Regions from separate parts of the Mus musculus genome. Here region 2 is linked to region 1. The links are chromatin contacts, found by Hi-C in ENCODE. All regions are on one chromosome and are shown on one strand. The core of a region is the stretch at or near the end of the contact, and the rest is flanking DNA. Distances in the headings are between cores, read along the strand shown.

Region 1 (2,959 bases), core at 292-2,791:
CTCAGGAAACCTGTGAAGCACAAATGCTGCCAATTATGTGGGAAAAGGGAACCTTTGTTCACTGGAGGTGTGGCCACAAGCTGATGTCATCACTCTGAAAATCAGTTTGGAGAACCTTCAAGATACTGAAATTACATACAGAGTGGTTCCAGGATTTCCAGGGGCTACAGAGAGAAACCTAGTCTTGAAATAAAAATCAAAAACAGAGAAACAAACAATCAAAATGCAAAAGGAAAAAAAGAAAAGAAAAGAGAAGAAAAGAGAAGAAAAAAAGAAATGACTGTTACGGATTTGCCAAGGAGAACATTATGTCTGTTAGGCAAGGATTCTATGTAGTAAGCTGTATTTTTCAACACAAAAATTGATAACTCTATAATCTTGACCAGAACTATACATAAAAAAAAATATCCAGGTTCTGTGCACCCTGAAACCACAGTAGTTTCAGGCTACACAACAAAGAACAAACAGGGCCAGAAACATGTATGTGTAAGTTTGGTTTTAGAAAGGTCCAGAATATTGAGGTATGTCTTTTGGGTGGAGAAGAACCCCTCCTCTGGCATCAAGACCCCAGAATATTCCCACCCTAGAAAAACAACCACCTGGAGATGGCCTAGTTCCTAGGGGCTATTCCTAGTCTCTGAGTGGCCAGAGCCTGTTGTAAAATGTTTGCTCCTAAAGACCAGTTTGACCACATGCCTGCAGAGGGGCTGCTTATCTGACAGTATCTGGATAGAGACTGGCGCCTGCTCTCGACCCTTTGACCTTCCAGCGAACACATTAGGAAGGCCCATTCAAGAGAAATGCAGGGAACCTTAGCAAGGTATGGCGATTTACTCAGTCCTTCACAGTTTTAACCAGTCTGTCCAGGACTAATAACCCCCCATCCTCACCCAAGCTCCTGAAAAGGCACACCATGGACACATGGCAGACTCTAACTGAGCTTTCTGTGAACACTCAAAGGAAGAGACCTGGTGGATCACCTTCTCCGTTTAATTTCTCTTCTCTATCAAGTAACAGGCCGCTAGTATAAACTACTGGGCCTAGATGAAAGACACTCTGTGTTTTGAGAGGAGGTGGTCTCACTGTGGTTCTGGTTTTCTGAAAATCACTATGTAAACAAGCCTGGCCTGAAACTCAGAATCCACTTCATTCTTTCCCCTGAACGCTGGGATGAATGTCGTGAAAAGACACCCCCAACTAAACAAGAGATATTCTAAAAACACTTGTGTATTGTCTCCAGAGCTTTTCTTCTTCAATACGAGTCGTTTGGCACAGTTGAACGTAGACAGTAATTTATCCAACTGCAAGGTGGGTCGCCACGTGTGCATCCATACCAGCTCAAGTACCATGCGGTCCCTGCAATGATATCCTGCTCCTTGCAGCACAAACCTGTTCTGTTTTGCACCTGAGGCTCAACCCATAGCTGCAGGAGATCAAATGGAGGTCAGGATAGCTCACCTATGATTGGACACTTGGTAACCTGCACTACCGCCCCCAAGGGCTATGAGAGAATCTCTTCCTGGTTGCAAAGCTAGGTTTTCGGCTTTCAGCTTTCGGCTTTCGGCTTTCAGCTTTCGGCTGTCGGCTGTCGGCTTTCAGCTTTCGGTTTTCACAACCTCAGGAACTCCGACTCAGAATCTGCTGGGGAAAGCTGCAGGGAAGCACTCAGGACATGGAGCATCAAAACACCAACTACCTACTTCATGAGGGACTTGGCAAGGACAAGGAAAAGTTGAATGGTGAGTGCCTTCTGGGAATGGTGGATTGTCCACATCCATGAGAGGAGGAATGTGTCCCACAGAGGTGACTTGAGAGTTGCAGTGCTCTGGAGCCTTTCCTGAGACTTAACAACACCTCAGCACCAGCCTAGGCCCTGATGCCTGTTTGTTTGTTTGTTTGTCTTGTTTTGTTTTGTTTCCCCACATACAGGTGGGAAGACACAGACAGTCTTACCACTGGATGGAGAGGGAAGAAATGAGGGAGAGAGTGTACTGGGCCAGTCCGGAGCCGCAGCAGTGGAATGGGACAAAGCAGAAGAATTAAGTGGAGAAGGTGGGCCTGCTGCTGGTGATGCAGACCTCATGGATAACAGCAACCAAGAGGACCAGGACACCAGTGGCAGTGCCCAGGAGGAGGAGAAGCTGCCAGAGGAGCCAGTTCTCAGGGATGCTGTGGTCATAGACAAAGTGCAGCCTATTCCAGTGCTGGTATCTGGTGTGCGGCCTAAGTCAGTGTGGGTACAGCAGCGTAGCTTACACTACAATTTCCAATGGTGGCAGCTGCAGGAGCTGGAGCGCATTTTCCAGCAGAATCACTTCATCCGTGCAGAGGAAAGGTAAGCAGATTCTTGTTTCCTGGGAGCACAGAGCAGTCCATAGTGGCTGTCGGGTCCTTCAACTGCTACCCCCTTAAAACTGCACATTCTCTCTGTATTTGTTGATTTGTCTATGACAGTGCGCGTGTGTTCATGTGGGTGTAGAGTACAGCTTGTGTTAGGCTGTTCTCTCCTTGCACCTAGTGAGTCTCTGTGTCAAATGTAGGCCGTCAGTCACTTCCTTCACCTTCACCTTTGTCTCTATCTTTACCTTCTTCACCTTAATCTTCTGGGCTATTTCCTCAGCTGGCCTGTTACCCTAAATTAAAGCCACTTCCAAAATCAAGGCTGCCAGAATCCTGCATCCTGTAGTAGTGTGGTAGGGTAGTGTGCTGGGGTAGGTGGGAGACTTGTGCAAATGTTTGTTCTGGATACTTTGATATCCACATAAGACAAGCTAGAGTTCTCAGAGAGGAGGGATTCTCAGTTGAGAACAAGTTTCCATAAGAGCAGGCTCTGTGATGAGCGTCACAGTATAAGTGATGAGGCCTCAACAGTTAGGAGCAATAGCTGCTCTTCCAGAGGAGTCAGACTTAAACCCCAGCACCCAGGTGGCAGGTCGCAATGGTCTGTAACTGCAGTTCC
Region 2 (2,959 bases), core at 203-2,702, 140 kb after region 1:
TATTTTTTTGACACATAAACTCATGTCTCAGGAAATTACCTTATTGAGACATAACCTTATTAAAGAAAAACTTCTGAACACACTCACTAACTAAACATGGTTTGGAAAAGCTGAGCAGCCTACCTCTCTCTGCCAGTGCTCACATTACAGGCACTGCGGCATTGAGCCTCCATGCTTGCTCCTTCAGTGCTCCAGGTAAACCATGGGTGGCTTTATACATGTTAGGTAAGACTCTGCAAACTGAGCTACATCTCCAGCAATAAACATATGTCGTCACTATTTTTCCAGACTGGAGAGTAAATTCTCCAGTACTTGACACTGACACGAGCAATGCCAGGATTTAGAGCAAAGAGGGAAGAAAATCTAGGAAAGAGAAACATGTAGGCTTTGTTGTGAGGTAGTTATCAGAGCTGTGAGGTGAGTCTTGTCCAAGGAGAACTGCAGCACCAGGAGTGCACTCCAAACAAGGGACAGTGTGGAAAAATGATAGTGGTGCAGGGCCTTCTATTTGGGAGGATGAGGTGAAGAACTCTGTGTGTAGGATCAGGAACGGAGGCAACATTTGAAATATATATATATACATATATTCACACACACACATCCCCACACACATTATTGAACAAACCATGGGAAAATGTGGCTGCCTTAGGATGAGTCTGACTACATTCCAATGTAGGATCTGTTTGAATGACTGTTCCAGGACGTGTGTGTGTGTGTGTGTGTGTGTGTGTGTGTCCAAGACAAATGTGAGGAAGTTCAGCACAGGTAGGACAATTCTAATGGCTTTTACAAGCACTTATCTAAGCCTGAGAGTAATTCTAACTCCTCCCCAGAAACCCTGGCGAAGGTGAGTCCTCTGCTCTCACTGCTGAGCCAGCAGGGCCTGCAATTCTGCCCAAGCTCCCGTAAAGGCCGTCCTGGAAGCAGGATACACTACGTGAACTTCACTTTCTGTGAAAGCCCTAAGGAAGAACCTCCCACATAGAATCATTAGCTTATATCCGGTCTCAGCCATGGATCAGGGATGCAATGTGGAGAAATAGACCAAGCGGTATTGTCCACACATTTCCGCAAGGCCTCCGGAGGTACAGAGGTATCTTTTCTTACTCCCCGCAAATGGGTTTCCTCAGTGAACTGCCATCTCTTCCTTAGGAAGTTAATTAAACAAGGCAGGAGGACTCAGCGAAGATGCAAAGTGGAAGCCCCTAATATACCTGACTTGCAAAGAGGAACCATCATTTCCTTCTAATAATTCCTGCTCTGTTAACATTTCCACTGTCCTGAGTTTTGCAGCGTGGACTTCAGTCGCAGCAACAGGAGGACAACCAGAAGGCAGGACACACTACCATAATTGGATATATGCTAATATTGAAGATGGGGACCGGAGGTGTGGCGGCAGACCATTGGTGGCTTAGAAGCTCTACTTCCGGAATTGTTGGGGGGTGTAACAGTGAATAAGGACTTCCACGGCTTTACAGACATGGAGCGTCAAAGCATCAATTACCTGCTTGATGTGGGACCTGAGGAGGATGAGGAAAATGCGAATGGTCAGTGAGTGATGAGAAGGGTGGGTTGATGATATCCACAAGGGGAGGAGCGTCCCTTATAGGACTGAACTGGAGCTGTGCGCCACAGGCTTTGGCCTGACTCCATGACACCTCCGCACCAGCCTAGGCCCTGAGGCCTGGTTTTTCATTTCCCCACTTAAGGTGTAAAGACTCTGATGGTCTTGCTGGCTGGAGACGGAAGAAACGAGGGAGAGAGTGGACGGGGCCTGCCTGGGTCAGGAGCCTCAGCAGCGGAAGGATACAGAGCAGGAGAAATAAGTGCAGGTGGGCCTGCTGCGCAAGTAGCCGACCTCATGGATGACAGCAACCAAGAGGACCTTGGTGCCACTGCCTGTGACCAGGAGAAGGAGAAGCAGCCAGAGGAGCCAGTCCCTGATTCCATGGGAGATTTGGAAAATGTAAAGCGTGTGTCCGGGCCGTGGTCCACTGTTAATCCTGTGAGAGTGTTGGTGCCCAAATTCCGGCACCTTTGGCGACACAGCTTCAATGTGCTGCAACTACAAGAGCTGGAGAGCATCTTCCAGTGCAATCACTACATCAGCACTAAGGAGGCGTGAGTACATTGCCTAGCTTGCATCAGTTGGATGGGGGAATGAAGTTATGCACAGAGAGTTTCTCCTCCTTCCTGGTCCCCCTTTTGCCCACCTTTTATATTCAACTTTTTATTTTATTTTTGGATGTACTTTTTTTTTAAGTCTCTCTCTCTCTCTCTCTCTCTCTCTCTCTCTGTGTGTGTGTGTGTGTGTGTGTGTGTTTGTGTGTGTATTTGCATGCACAGGCATGTTGTGCTGTGCTTGTGTGTGCATGTTAACAAGACTGCATATCTGGAGGCTAGAAGACAGCTTGTGGGAGTTGTTTCTTGTTTGCATCCTGTGAGCCCTGGGTTTTGAACTCAGGCATGCAAGTTAGCACCTTTATCATCCAGCAACATTAGTGAGTGCCAGGCCAGCTTCAGCTGCAGAATGCAAGGCTATCTTTAAGCTATTAAAATAAACAAATAAAGTCAACAAAGCAAAAAAAAAAAACCAAACAAACAACCACCAGCAGCAGCAGGCTGAATGAGAACGAGGCAGTACATGTCTGTAAGCCCCGTTCTTGGCCGGTAGATCCCAAGTTCAAAGTTATCTCAATTATGTAATGAGCCCCATGCCAGGCCCTTTTCCATTAGGCCATTTGTGTTGTGATTGGCAGCATACTCCACCACATTTTTTCTGTTTGGTTGGTTGTTTGGTTGTTCCCCGCAGGGGTGGAGGAGGTGTGTTCAGAGTCCCTCTTCTGATATTTGATCCAAGATCTCACTGTGTAAGAAGGCTTCCCTGGAACTTGCAGGGAGCTTGGGCCTCATATTTCAATCATGTTTTGAATCCAGGAATGTGCGGTCAGTGTGGTGA

Evidence for each region. Hi-C counts contacts between places; a loop is a spot of excess contacts on that map.
Region 2: a map of T-helper 2 cell shows a loop between it and region 1 (6-fold over the local background). The contact joins the promoter of Rhox2f here to the promoter of Rhox4b in region 1. A Hi-C loop is called at or near these places in 3 of 37 maps with a recorded cell type or tissue (T-helper 17 cell, T-helper 2 cell and regulatory T cell).

The regions. Positions count from the first base shown.
Region 1 is chrX:37,430,953-37,433,911 of GRCm38, forward strand. Rhox4b (reproductive homeobox 4B) reads left to right here and starts at 1,542. Exons shown (of 4, transcript NM_021300.2): 1 at 1,542-1,739; 2 at 1,930-2,335. The coding sequence starts at 1,673.
Region 2 is chrX:37,569,969-37,572,927 of GRCm38, forward strand. Rhox2f (reproductive homeobox 2F) reads left to right here and starts at 1,453. Exons shown (of 4, transcript NM_001085356.1): 1 at 1,453-1,547; 2 at 1,710-2,121. The coding sequence starts at 1,481. All of the region lies in intron 2 of Gm38640 (a long non-coding RNA gene), which reads right to left.